Linked DNA regions of Homo sapiens: region 2 is linked to region 1. A link is an interaction called in ENCODE POLR2A ChIA-PET data of the cell type or tissue named here. Cell type or tissue: OCI-LY7. All regions are shown on one strand. Links, peaks and the distances in the headings refer to the core of each region. The heading gives the core; the rest is flanking DNA.

What was found. Peaks named below come from ENCODE experiments on the same cell type or tissue, not always from the same donor. Only the 100,000 strongest peaks of a DNase experiment are listed, where the experiment ranks them.
Region 2: POLR2A ChIA-PET joins it to region 1 with 5 read pairs; 1 of 35 experiments calls an interaction of 5 or more read pairs at or near these places.

What each region holds. Positions count from the first base shown.
Region 1 is chr11:76,624,515-76,630,858 of GRCh38, forward strand. It overlaps LINC02757 (long intergenic non-protein coding RNA 2757), which reads right to left and starts at 5,908. Exons shown (of 5, transcript NR_187244.1): 1 at 5,677-5,908; 2 at 3,890-3,967; 3 at 2,059-2,711; 4 at 1,354-1,516. RefSeq lists enhancers at 4,973-5,332, 5,791-6,085. In OCI-LY7, for the core only: no CTCF peak of the experiment used is centred there; DNase peaks (open chromatin) are centred at 2,537, 3,187 and 5,123; H3K4me3 peaks cover 882 bases; H3K27ac peaks cover 710 bases.
Region 2 is chr11:75,471,973-75,478,316 of GRCh38, forward strand. GDPD5 (glycerophosphodiester phosphodiesterase domain containing 5) reads right to left here. Exons shown (of 17, transcript NM_030792.8): 3 at 5,647-5,823. The coding sequence starts at 5,763. Among named protein-coding and RNA genes, the nearest start is that of KLHL35, 42 kb to the left of the region's middle. In OCI-LY7, for the core only: no CTCF peak of the experiment used is centred there; a DNase peak (open chromatin) is centred at 3,669.

The DNA of each region.
Region 1 (6,344 bases), core at 646-5,645:
CAGCCCTGAGCCTAGCTAGCAGGGGGACTTACTGCATGTTTGTGTGAGGACAAACTTTCGACGAGTGAAGTGAACAGACTTGCTCTAGGTCACCCAGATCCACCACCGCGGACCATGTTTCCCTCGTTCTCCGGGCAGGGTGGGCACTGTGCTGCACACATACATGGGGCATATTGGCCAAGATGGCATTCACAGAAAGGGCTCCTTGCGGCCCCTCGAAATCTGAGTGTGACTTAAAGGAAAAATATGCCCCAGGTGTTAGAGAAGGGGGCGCCGGGGCTGGCCTTCCCATCTCATGCATTTGCAGGGCTGCAGAAAGCGGGTGGGGAGGAAGGTGGGGTCTGGCTAGGGGAAGGCCCACCCCACTGCGTCTGCTTTGTGTCTTCCTAGGGCGGGTGTGTTGCATCCAGGGCTGTGTGGAGGGAGAGTTTACATTCCCAAGTACCTTAGACAAGGGTGACTGATAAGAATGTCTCTGGTCTGGGAGCTTCTGCAGTGACTTTATCTCTCTAGATAGGGCCAGGCTGGCCTGGGCTAAGGAGAGAAGGGGAGGGGACCTTGTGGTATCTGGGAAGCCTCAGAGCTCAGGCTTAGCTGCGGCTGTGCCCACCTGGCTCTGAGGTCCCTGGCCCAGCTCCTGCTGCTGTGCCTTCCACGCCCCCACCTTATTCACCCTTGACCAGCTCCTGCCTGGGCCTGCCCAGCCACACTCTGCAGCCTCCCATGTCTTGGTCAGTCTGTGAGCCACCTGAGGACAGGTCCTCCTCAGGAACCTGCACAGAGCTAGGCACCTTGTTTTTAGCATCCAGCCTAAACTTATTTCCTCCCAGGCTCCCTGAAAACCTGCTCCTCCTCTCTCCCTCCCAGTCAGAGACTGGGGTGACGTCTTTGACCCCTTCCTTTTTCCCAAGCCTCATGTCCCTGCGTCCACTTAATGAGCACTCATTATGTTCCAGGCACTTTATTAAATCTCTCCAAGACTCCTCAGGGGCACTATTATAATTCCCATTTGACACAGAGGGATTTGTCATATAGGGTTGGTGACTTGCCCTAGGGCACCCATCTGAAAGCAACAGAGCTGGGCTTTGAGCTTAGTTTGGAAGGCACAGTTGTGGGTGGGAGGACTGACTCCAGGTTCTGTCTGTGGGGTGGGGATGAAGCATGGGTTGGGGAGCTTGCCTGTACCTGGGGAGAGCTGCAGAGGAAGAGGGGGGCTATTCCTGTTACCTGGTGCTGTGTACCAAGCCACCCTGAAAATTGGTGGCTTGAGACAATGACATTTAGTTTGTTCTCAAGTCTGCATTTGGGCAGGGCTCAGAGAGGATGGTTCATCTCTGCTCCTCTGGACATTACCTGGGATGCACTGAAGTCTGGAAACTGAAATCATTTGAAGAGTTGGTTTATTTATATGTCTGGCAGCTGAAGCTTGGGCTGTTGGCCAGAACAACTATAGTGGCCTCTGCATGTAGCTTGGGCTTCCTCACAATATGGTGTCTGAGTCCCAAGGGCAAGCATGCTGACAGAAAGAGACAGAAAGATAGACAGACAGATGGGTGGCGGCTGTACCACCTTTTAGGTTTAGCCTAGTAAGTTTTCATGTCAATTCTATCACATTCTTTTCATGGAGGCCATCTCAAAGGCATGCCCAGTTTCAAGGGGAAGAGCAATGGACTCCATCTCCTGATGGGGAATGACAAGTTTCCAGGGTATAGAATTAGGAACACTCCTGAGATCATTTTTGGGAAATTTCAGTCTACCATAGGGACCTCCTCTTCTGGCCTCTCCTGGGTGGTTCCACTTCCCTGACCTGGCAGGACACTTCTGGGAGCTCGACCAATGCTGCTCCTCTCACCCCAGCTTTGGAAGCATAGATGTCAATGGGGGGAGGAGCAGAGCCAGTGAGTGGCTGTGTACTGAGCACTGGCTGCATCCCAGGCCCCCCCCGGGTGCTTGTGTGCCTTCTTTCATTAGATCCCCACCATACTCCCACATCATGTGCAGTGTGGCTCCTATTTTTTCAGTGAGGAAACTGAGGCTGAGAGAGGTGAGGTGACTTACCAAGACCACCAGGGCTCATCAGGGAGGCTGGGATTTGAAGCCAGGTCTGCGTAGCTCTGAAGGCCTTTTTCTTGCCACTGCACAGCTGTCCACAGGCTCAAGATAGGGAAGACCCCACAGGGAGAGGGATTAAGGATAGTGACCTTAGGATCAGAACAAATTGGGTCCAAACTGAAGCTCCTTAACTTTGAGCAGGTCACTTCATTGCTCTGAGCCTCAGTCTCCTCATGAGTCCAGTGGAGCTATGGCCTCCACATCACAGATGTAAGAAAACATAATGAAATAAAATAATATTTGCTATAAGCTTGGCACAGCCTCTGGCTCATCATGCATGGGACCCAGGCCACCCAGCCCCTTCCTAGACAGGACCTGCTTGCCTGTGGGGAGTGAGCAGGTTGGTGGCTGCCTGAGGACTGGGCCTGCTGCCACTCACCAAGGGGGAGCCCCTGGGTTCCTGTTGGCTATTTTTAGGACTGTGTGGGCAACCACAGAACCACATGTGGGGTTTACCACCGCTTGGCCAAGCCCGGAAGAACAAGAGAATGCTCCTGACGACAGAGGACAGGCATCTGAGGTGGGATGGGCCTCACTTCCTTCCCAGCATCTCCAGGTTGACAAAGGCAGAGAGCCTCTCCAAGCCTCAGTTTCCTCATCTATAAAATGGGGATAATAGTAAAAACAATAGCCCACATTTTTGCAGTCCTCACCATGTGCCAGATGCCAGTCAAGCCCTTCATGGGTGTCATCTCACGTGATCTGTGATTCCCGTGAGGGAGGCTGGAAGAGGCGGAAGTTGCTCAGCTAGAAGAGGGGTCAGAAATGGAACCAGGCCTGGCTCTTTTAACCACTCTGCTCCCAGCCTCTCCAAACAGACTAGAAGAAAGGTCACAAGGATTAGCTAAGAGTACGGATGTGGATGTCTTTTTTAAACTGTAAGAGAATGTCAACCAAACAGGCCCAGGAACAGGGACAATGTAGGCTAGGAGCTTAGGACTATGCTCCGTGGAGACGCCTCCAAAAAAATCAAGCTTTGAAAGCTACTACTGAGAGGTGGACTAAAGACCAGAGGTGGCAGCAAGATTTCCCTGGTCCACAGCAGTTCTCAGAGGAGCCCCAGACTCAGGCCCACCCACTTCCTCATTCACGTGGGTCCCTGACAAGCTTACCTTTTGGGTCCAGGAAACCATGTTCCTGGAAGAGCCACCAGCCATGGTTAGGACTCAGAAGTTCTGTAATTTCCCAACAGGAAAAGACAGAAAAGGGCAACAGGGCATGTGTGTGCCCACACAGACATTTGCCTGCGACCATGTGCACTCACACCACGTGAATCGCACATGCGCACAGGCAAATATACCTATCCACACACTCATAGACCTCCAGCCGCACCTGTTCACACAGGCACACACACACACATACACATCGCACCCATATTCCTGTATTAAGATGCACCTATGGAGTATGTACAGATGTTACACAAACATCCACACACATCCCATACGCTTAAATGGATCAGCATAAATACACAAACATGCATCTATGCACAAAGTATAAACACATGCAAATACACATATTTACATATGTCCAGTCATCATACACTTCCGTGGATAAACAGGTACATGTACTCAATTCACTTATTGTGTAAAGTTGTATACACATTGCAACTCACACAAACACATGCATGCATATACACACACGGGTATACATATGTGCTTAATAATGGTTGGCACAGATCCATAAGCATCCACATGTATATATCACCACCACGCATCATAGCCATCTGCATCAGCACATGCAAACTCGTGTGCACACACCTGCATGCACACACTCTTACCTGCATGCCTGCAGCTCGCCCATGCTGCACACGGTGTGTACACCTTGCCTTTTCTGGCTCCTTTGTTGCTGAGCGATCCTGCAAAGGTGCAGAAACACAAACACCTAGTTCCACTTCACCTGAAAACCCCCAAACCCTGGGTGCGTGGGAGGGTGAACCAGATGCCCTCCCTGTTGGGGGCACAGTGGAAATTATGACCCGAGTTGACTTTTACAACAAGAGCAAAGGTGAGGGGTTTTTCCACCCGGTTACCTCACTGTGTTGGGGCTGACCAGGGCCACCCCTGCTAATCCACCTCCTGTGGGCCCCTCCAATTACCCAGGGTGCTCAGGTTCAACACAGGCTCCACATCTCCTTAGTTTACTCAGCAGTTAATGAGCAAGAGCCTGGACCCACCTGTGTGTCAGGCCCTGGGCTGAGGGTTGGGCTGGGGAGATGCGGTGGATCTGGCCCGGCCCATGCAGCTGGAAGGTGGGAGGAGGCCTGGTTGGTGGGGTCTGTGGGAGGCTCTAGGTCAAATTCCTAAAAATGGATCTGCTTGATGACCAGCTTGCCAACTGATCAGGTTTTCAAATGACCAATTTGCCAAATATACCAAACTTACCAATTTACTATTCATTTTTTCCAAAGTATATAGCAATTGTATTGGATAGATTGACACTGGTTTTCATTTCATCTTCATAGTTCATTTTAAGGAATGTTTAGATGGTCAAAAGCTAAGTGTCAGGGAGTGGTTTCATTTAGTAAAGGCACTTAACATTTGGAATTGGAGAGGGACTTTCTGGGAACATCTACCAGGAATGGGGCATTCTGGGAGCTCTGTAGCAAGACAGGCCTTCAGGGACCACCTGACTCCCCAGAGCCATGTGGCCTGTGCCTGGGTTGTCCTCTGACTGGCTCTGTGTCCTGTGCCAGGCCCCTTCTCCTGTCTGGGTCGCAGTCTCCTGGCTATAAAGAGCTCAGCTTTTGGGCCTTGCTGATGTTTGATGAGACCCTGGAGCTACCTGTGACCTCAGTCTCCGAGTGTGGCCAGGGTCCAGGCCATGGGAGCCAGAGAAGCTGCTGACTCTGCTGAGGGCAGCCCAGCCCTGCTTGGAAGTCAAGGCTGTTGTGTTGGTGCCTGTATCTGAACTGTGACATTTCTGGGTCCTGTCCCCAGCCCCAGGCAGAGGGGCCTTGCTTGCTGTGTGCGGGGAGCATGGGGCTGCAGAGGGTGGGGCCCAACTAACTTTCCTTTCCTGGTAACACGCTTGCTAAGCTCATTTCCTTTTTCTGAAGGGAAATGCCATTGACATCACACCACTGGATTTTCAGTGACGCAAGATGAGAACTCGTGAGCCCTTCGCAGGCAAGAAGGGTGCACGTGTGGGCTGGGCACAGATCTGACCCGGGGCAGATTCGGAGAACCTCTGATCTGAGGCTCCTAGCCCTTGCTTTAGAGATGGGGACCCCTAGGTCAGAGAGGGGTAGAGACATGCCCTGGGTTCCACAGCCAGACAGCAGGGCTGGGGCCAGATCCCAGGCCCCTGTCTCCCAGCCCAGGGCTCTAGATGAAGGGGCCTGACTTGCCCTCTCAACCTATCTTAATAGTGGCACCAACATCCACCAAGTTGCCTAGGCCACAAACGGGTCTCACTGCACTCCTCCCTCCCAGCACCCTCCTCCTGGCAGCAGCACTCATAGCTGTCTCCTGCAGTCCATCACAGGCCACTCCCTGGCTCAGGCCACCTTGTCTTCTCCAGGACCCCAGTCCAGGAAATACCTGGCCACTGCTCAGGCCTCCCTACCTACATCCAGGCTTCTCCCTCCAGTCCATCTTCTGTTCAGCTGCCTGGGTGACTTGGCTAAAACACAGAGCCCACAGTGTCAGTCCCCAGGGCAACCCTTCCAGGGCTCCTTGGCTGGGCATCCCAGACTCTCCGTGGTGCTTGCGCCTCCTTCCAGCAGCTGCCCCTGACACGCCCCTTTGCTCCCTCGGTGCAGAAGCTGCCTGCCCTCTTCAGAGTGTGCATCCTCTCTGCATTTGCTGTTCCTGCGCCGTTTCCTCTTTGGGAACTCCTCCCTCTGCAGGCACGTTCCTGTTTTTGCTCACTCCTGAGGAAAGCTCACACGGCCCGATCTCCCTTCCCCCACCCCAGCCTTGGAGGGAACGTCTAGGTCTTCCTCCCCACCTCCTTGACAGCAGCAAAGACATTTTATTGTGGAAAATTTCAAACACACAACAAAAATAGTACAAAAACTACTGTGTATTCCTCACCCAGCTTCGACCCTCCCCGACTCAGGGCCACTCTTGTTTCATTTCTATCCCCCAACTCCTCCCCACTGGATTACTCAGAGCAAATTTAAACATCAGATAATTTTATCCACAAATACTACAAGGAGTTGGGCGCAGTGGCTCATGCTTATAAATCCCAGCAACTTGGAAGGCTGAGGTGGGCAGATGACTTGAGGCCAG
Region 2 (6,344 bases), core at 598-5,597, 1.2 Mb before region 1:
AGGGCCTCTCTCTCACCCCTGCCGGGTCTCTTTTCCTCAAAGCGCTGAAGGAGAGAAAGCCATCACTTTGAAAGTTTGTAGGGAGGGCACGTTTTCTGCAGGGTTGGAACAATGGTCTCTTTGGTACAAGACAGGAGGCACATTCCTATCCATGATCTAATTGTATCTGTAGGACATAGATGTGTACCTCCACTTAACCCACAAGCAAGCTCAGGCCCAGAGAGGGTCTGGGCCTGACCTGAGATCACACACTCAGTCACTGGGAGGCAGGGTCAAGTTCAGGCTGCAGCTCCCTTGCCAGGAATGCCCAGTGGCATCTGGCTCAATCCAGCCACACCCTGGAGCCCATCTCAAGGCTGCTTCATCCCTGAAGCCTGCCCTGATTTCCTGAGTGGGATCCATTCTTTCCAGCTCCATATCCTGGACACAAATCCACATGGCTGACAGGACAAAAAGTGGGGGCCAGCTGGGAAACTCATCTCTTCCTCCCTCTTGTGCACTGGCAGAGCCCAATCCCAGCTCCCAGGGTGATCTGGGAGGTCCCTCTGGCTGAGGCAGCACCCTCCACTGCCAACCACCACCAGGAGCACAGGAGGCAGCACCAAGAACACAGCACACACCCGTCCGCACATGTACGCCTACATTCTCTGACAGCTCATTAGGGGTCCGGCTGCCCCACCTGGTCAGCAAGATGGCAGTCACATCCCCTAACCGCTTCCTCACTCACTCATGAACACATATGCTCAATCCTCCTTCCAGTTGTTCATTCAGTAAATCTTGTCCGAGGACCTCCTCTGAGTCAGGTCCCTGGAGTGTGCAGGCCCAGACGCTATCCTAAAGAGTCCAGTGGGAAACAAAAAATCACAATCCACATGGCCAGCACAGGTCAACCTGCTGTGGAACCCCAGGGGAGTGAGGAAGGTGGGGAGAGAGAGCAGTGAGGAGAGAAAGGAAGGAGGAGGGCTATTTTTTGGCAGAAGTTGGGGGCATGGAGGGGGATTTGCAATGAGTCTTAAGGGGCAGGGAGGAGAAAGACAGGGCATTCCAAGCAGAGGGAATGGCAGGAGCAAAGGCCCAGTGCTGTGAAGGGTGAGGTTATCCTGTGGATGCGGAGAAGCTCAGGGTGGCTGGCGTGGACGAGCATGGAGGGGAAGGGGCAGAGGAGCTGGGGATGGATTTCCCTACACCGAGTGTCTTCCTGCCAGGGTAGGGTGATGGGGGGCTCTCATCATATCTCATCATAGAAGGCAGGCAACTGGGGTTAGGGAGGCTTATTTGTCTGTTCTGCCCACCCTTCCTGTGCTATTCCTGGACTCTACTGAGAACGCTGTACTCTCACTCGCTCCTGGGGCACAGCATGTGTTCCCATCTCCAGGATGGGCCTCCATCCACCCACGCTGGGCATCATGGGAGGATGGGAGGATGGGATTCACTGTCAGACACTCCTTCCTCTGCACCTCAGTCCACAGCCAGTCCGTTGATACCTTCTAGGTGTCTCTGGAATGCCTCCCCAGCCTGCATCCCTGTGTATACCTCCTCACTCCCCACATAGACACCTGAGGCCTCACTGGCCCTCCCACCTCCACCTGAGGGCCCTCAGCATCCTCCACAATTTGACCACAGTGTTCCTCACACAGCCCGAGCCTGGCTCAGGCCCCCGCTGCCCAGGATGAAGCCTAGACTCCTTAATACAGCTTCAGGCTCAGGCCCACTGAGCAGCACCCTTCCCCGTCCCTGCACCTGAGCCGGTGGACTGAATTCCTTTCAGTTCCTGAACACAAGACACTCTCTTGTGCACACAGTTCCCCCTACCCTGAACACTTCCCTGGTCTGTGGAGATGGGGCCGATACTCCCAGAGGCCAGCTCGGGCAAGCCTTCCCTGCCCCCAGGGTTTCCCCAGGCCTCCAAAATGATCGACCTGGGTGGTCCAGGTGTGTCTGATCTTGTCTGTTCCCCCACAAGCCTGGGGGCCGGCCCTTCAAGGGAGGGGAAAACCAGGTCTGATATACTTATGACCCCAGAGCAGGTAGCAGGACAGGTTTGTTGATTGAATAAGTAATCAGGGCACCCCAGACAAGACTGTTTGGTGTGGAACAGATGAGAAGGCACAGGCCTGGGGGTGTGAGTGGGGTCAGTGCAGGCTGTGCCCTCAGCCCCTTGGCCTGAATAACTCCCTTGCTCTTCCTGGAGGAAATCAATTAAGATTATAGCAGCCTTCAAAAGGTAAATGTACTACAGAAGTGCAAGAATCGGCTATGGTAGTCTGTCTCTTTCAATGTCTCTGGCTGGGAAGTTCCTCCAGGCATCTGACCTATATCCCTCTCTATAGAGAAGCTGGTTTTGACACTGCCTTTTGCAGACACAGTCTTCAGGGGACCCTGTGGGGATGGCCTGAGAACAGTCTTCTGTCCTACCAAGTCCTTAATTGGCAGTATTAGAGTAATGAGTCACAGACAACAACCAATTAATTATCCCCAGTTATAAAAAGCTCTACTTCCCCTTCCTGGCTGTTGAGTGAGCCTGGCCTCCTGCTGCCAGGCTCCTCCACTCCTCAGAACTGGGGGCAAGAGAAGAGGCCATTTCACCTCTCTGGTCCTTGGTTTCCTGCTTCTTTATTTGTTAAGCGTGTATCCTGGGGGACTGGGGGGCAAAGGCTTGGAAGAGGTGGGAATGTGTCAGGCTGGGGGGCAGGAAGGAGGGAGACCAGCGTGGATGGAGAGGAAGGGGCCCTTCCCAGGCTCTCTCCACGCACCCTCTCCACTCCCAGGATCCACTTCAGGGCCCAGGGCTGGATCATAACCAGGGAAACACTGAGGATTCCAAGCCTGGCATTCAAGGCCACTCCCCATCTTGTCCCAAATGCTCCTGGTCCAGTGCTCTTTCTCCTCCATCAGGCAACTTCCCAAGTCCCCTTGCCTTTCTTCTTCCAGCAAACTCTCACTTAAACCCACATCTTCAACACACGCTATCTTCCCTAGTCTCCAGCAGTTTAGGCTGCAAATCTATCATCAGCCTGTGTGACTGATTTCTCCATCTGTAAAATGGGCACACAATTAAACATGGCCCATGGAGATGTTACAACAATGACTAGGGCAATGCATGTAAACTGTTTGCTCCCTGCATACAGTAGGTACTCAATAAATGTTAACAGATACTATTACTTTCATACTTCATTTTCCAGCCTGAGAATGAGAATAAAATGCCTCGTGACTCTCCCACCTTTCAGCCCATTTCACAGATGAGACTCAGGGAGATCGGGTTTCACAGGAGTTGAACCCAGGCTTCTCTGAGTTGGGAGATACAGGGGGAGAATCCCCCCTGGGGCGGGGGTGGTGAGAATAAGGAGACAAACCAGGCTCACTGGAAGAGCCGTCTCCACCACCCCTCAACTCAGGCAGCTCTCCTCTCCCTACCAGCCCCCGCAGAGCTTACGCAAGACCTCTATTTGTTCAGCGAAATTTCTGGAGCCCCTACCCTGCACCAGCCCTGTCTTTGAGACACTAGGTCGCTATTCCTTCGTTGTGAGAGTCCAGCCCCACCGCTGCCCTCACCCAGCTGCCTCAGGAAGGAATAGAGAGAGAAAAGAGAAATGGGGAGAGAGAGAAAGGATGAGGGGCAGAGGCTGGGAACCAGGAAGTAGGAGGAGACAGGGGGCGGAGCGAAGTGAGCGACTGCAGGGAGAAAGGGGCGGGGGAGCAGAGGATGCTCATCTTCAGCTGTGAGTTTGGGGTCACCTGAGGTGAGCTCAGCCCTTTCTGCAGAGGCGCTGCCACCCAGAGCTGCTGTAAAGCCCTATACCCTCTCCTAGCCTAGCTCATGGCCCCCTGCTGCCCCTCCAGCCTTGGCCCCAGACCCCTGCCTCAGATTGGTGACCCAGACCCTAGCCTTGCAGGGCACATTCTGTTCTGGTTCTCAGTCAGCTCAAAACCAGCCTCAGCCCACTTCCTCCACTCTGGGCCCTGTGCTGGCTGCAGCCAAGATCATCACTTCCTGACTCCATGCCTATGACTGGCTGGCCTTGGGCCCACCAAGGAGATGAGACTTCTGGGAGATACGCCTTCCCCAGCATCTGCCCTGATGGCCAAGGGGCTTCCTGCCTGGGAGCTCAGCCATCCTTCTTCTCACCTTAGCCTCAGCTGTCTCCCCACCCCATTCACACCAGTGGCTGCTGGACCTCCATTGCCCAGGTCCAGATCCAGAACAAAGTGTGGAGCACGGTAGAGTGGTCACGGGATTCTGAAGCCAAGATCACAACCTATCTCCCATTTCAGAGATGGAGAGGCTGAGGCTTGGGCATCTGGAAGGACCTGTCTCAATGGCTAGTCATAGCTGGCACTGTGCCAGTCACGTTACAGCCCTCATCACATGTCATGGCCCAGCGGCAACTTGAGAGGGGTGTGTCTCCCCTCCAGTTCACCGTTGAGGGAGCTCACAGGCAACTAGATTCAAGTAGAGGATGCACCACCAAAACCTGAATCCATCTGACTCCAGAGCCCACGGTCTGTACCCCTCCACATAAGAGGGAAAGCTGTGACATATGGTATCTCAGAGGGCTTCCCAGCAGGGGCCTGGAGTGGAGAGACCGGGGCTCTAGTATTGGCGTTGCCAGGGGCCTGCCCTGTGGCCTTGGGCAGGCCCTTCCCTCTCCTTTGCCTCAGTTTGGCCACTTGGCTCCTCTGTGGCCGGGAGTGGGGAGATGGCAATGAATCAGGCCTGGTGCCCACCCTGGCAGTTCCTGCTTTTCACTATTTGGAGGTGACGAACCCAGGCTCCTCAGTCTAGGGCTCTATCCGTCATCAGCACAGGCAGAGGAGGGCAGACAGGTGGATAAGCTTCCCCGACCTCCCCAGACAGACAGCCAGGCCTACTGGGCCTCTGACATCAGCGGCAGCCACCGCTCCCCATCCCCCACCCCGGCCCACACCCTGCCACCCCCTGGCCACTCCAGCCTCTTCTGGGGCTGGCTGAATTTAGAGGCTGGCTTCTTTGTTCAGACAAGCAGGAAGGAGGAGGAAAGTTGTTCTCCAGACAGTAAAGCTTTTAGATAAACACCACACAGGAATTGGGTTCCTTCAGAGAAGAAACTAGATCCACTGGCTGACAGCGCCCCAGGGACAGGAGTGCAGCTTAGGTCTGGCCTGGGAAGCCCAGCACTGAAGGAGGCTTTCTTTATCCGGCTGTGCACCTGCTGCCAGCTCTGGCAAGCCTGTGGCTCAGGTGACTGAGCCCCGGTGCCAGACCGTGGCCCTGCCAGCTCCCAGGCTCCAGGATGGCCAGGCCCATCTCCTCACCCTCTCCTCCAGCACCTGCCTGTTTGCCTGCCTGCCTGCCTGTCAAGATCTGCCAGGAAGCTGAGAACTTCTGCTCACCTTGGGGTGACCCTTCCCTTCTAGAGGAGCCCAACCTCAACAATGTCAGAGGAGAGTTAACAACTTGTCAACAGGACAAACTCCTTCCATGCCCTCCTGGTCAGTAGATTCAGGAATTACTATAAGCCCATTTTACAGAGGGAGAAACTGAAACCCAGAAAGGCCATTGGCCTGTCCAGAGCGAGTCAGCAGAGACAGAGCTAAGACCCCTCCCCCAGCCCCTCAGGCTTGCTGGGGCTCACTGGGTCCCTCTGACCCTGTTCCAGGGTGGCTCACCGGTGTGGTATCATCATGGGAGCGCTGGTAGCGCTTCCAACGGCAGCCGTAGATGCCCGTGAGGCAGGAGAGGCACAGCTGTGGCTCGTAGTACTGCAGGGGCTGGTGTCTCACCATACTCGTGCCCACGGCCCTGGCGCCTGGCCCTCAGGCGCCCATGGAGGCCCCCAGCTTGTCCTGCAGGAGGAAGCACAGGGCAGTGAGGCAGGGGAAGGGTGAGGAGTCAGGCACCACACAGCAAGTCATTGTAGCCTAGGTCAGGGAGGGTCACCCCTGCTCAAAGCACTGCAGTGGGGCTCCGTCTCACTTGGAGTCACAGGCCCACCCCTGCAGGTCCCCAAGGACCTGTCCTCTGCCTCCCACCCAGGCCCTCATCCTCCCTACTCCTTCCCCTCCAGCCACTCCTGACCTCTTCCATGTTCTTCACTGGCCTAGCATGCTGCTGTTCCCTCTGCCTGGAATGCTCTTCCCTTAGAAACCTGCATGGCTTCCTTCTCTTTCCCCTCCTCTCTTCAGGTCTTAGCTCAAATGTCCTTTTCTTTTCTTTTTGAGACAGAGTCTTGCTCTGTCACCCAGGCTGGAGTGCTGTGGCACAATCTCGGCTCACTGCAACCTCTGCCTCCTGGGTTCAAGCAATTCTCTTGCCTCAGCCTCCCAAGTAGCTGGGATTACAGGTGCCCACCACATCTGGCTAATTT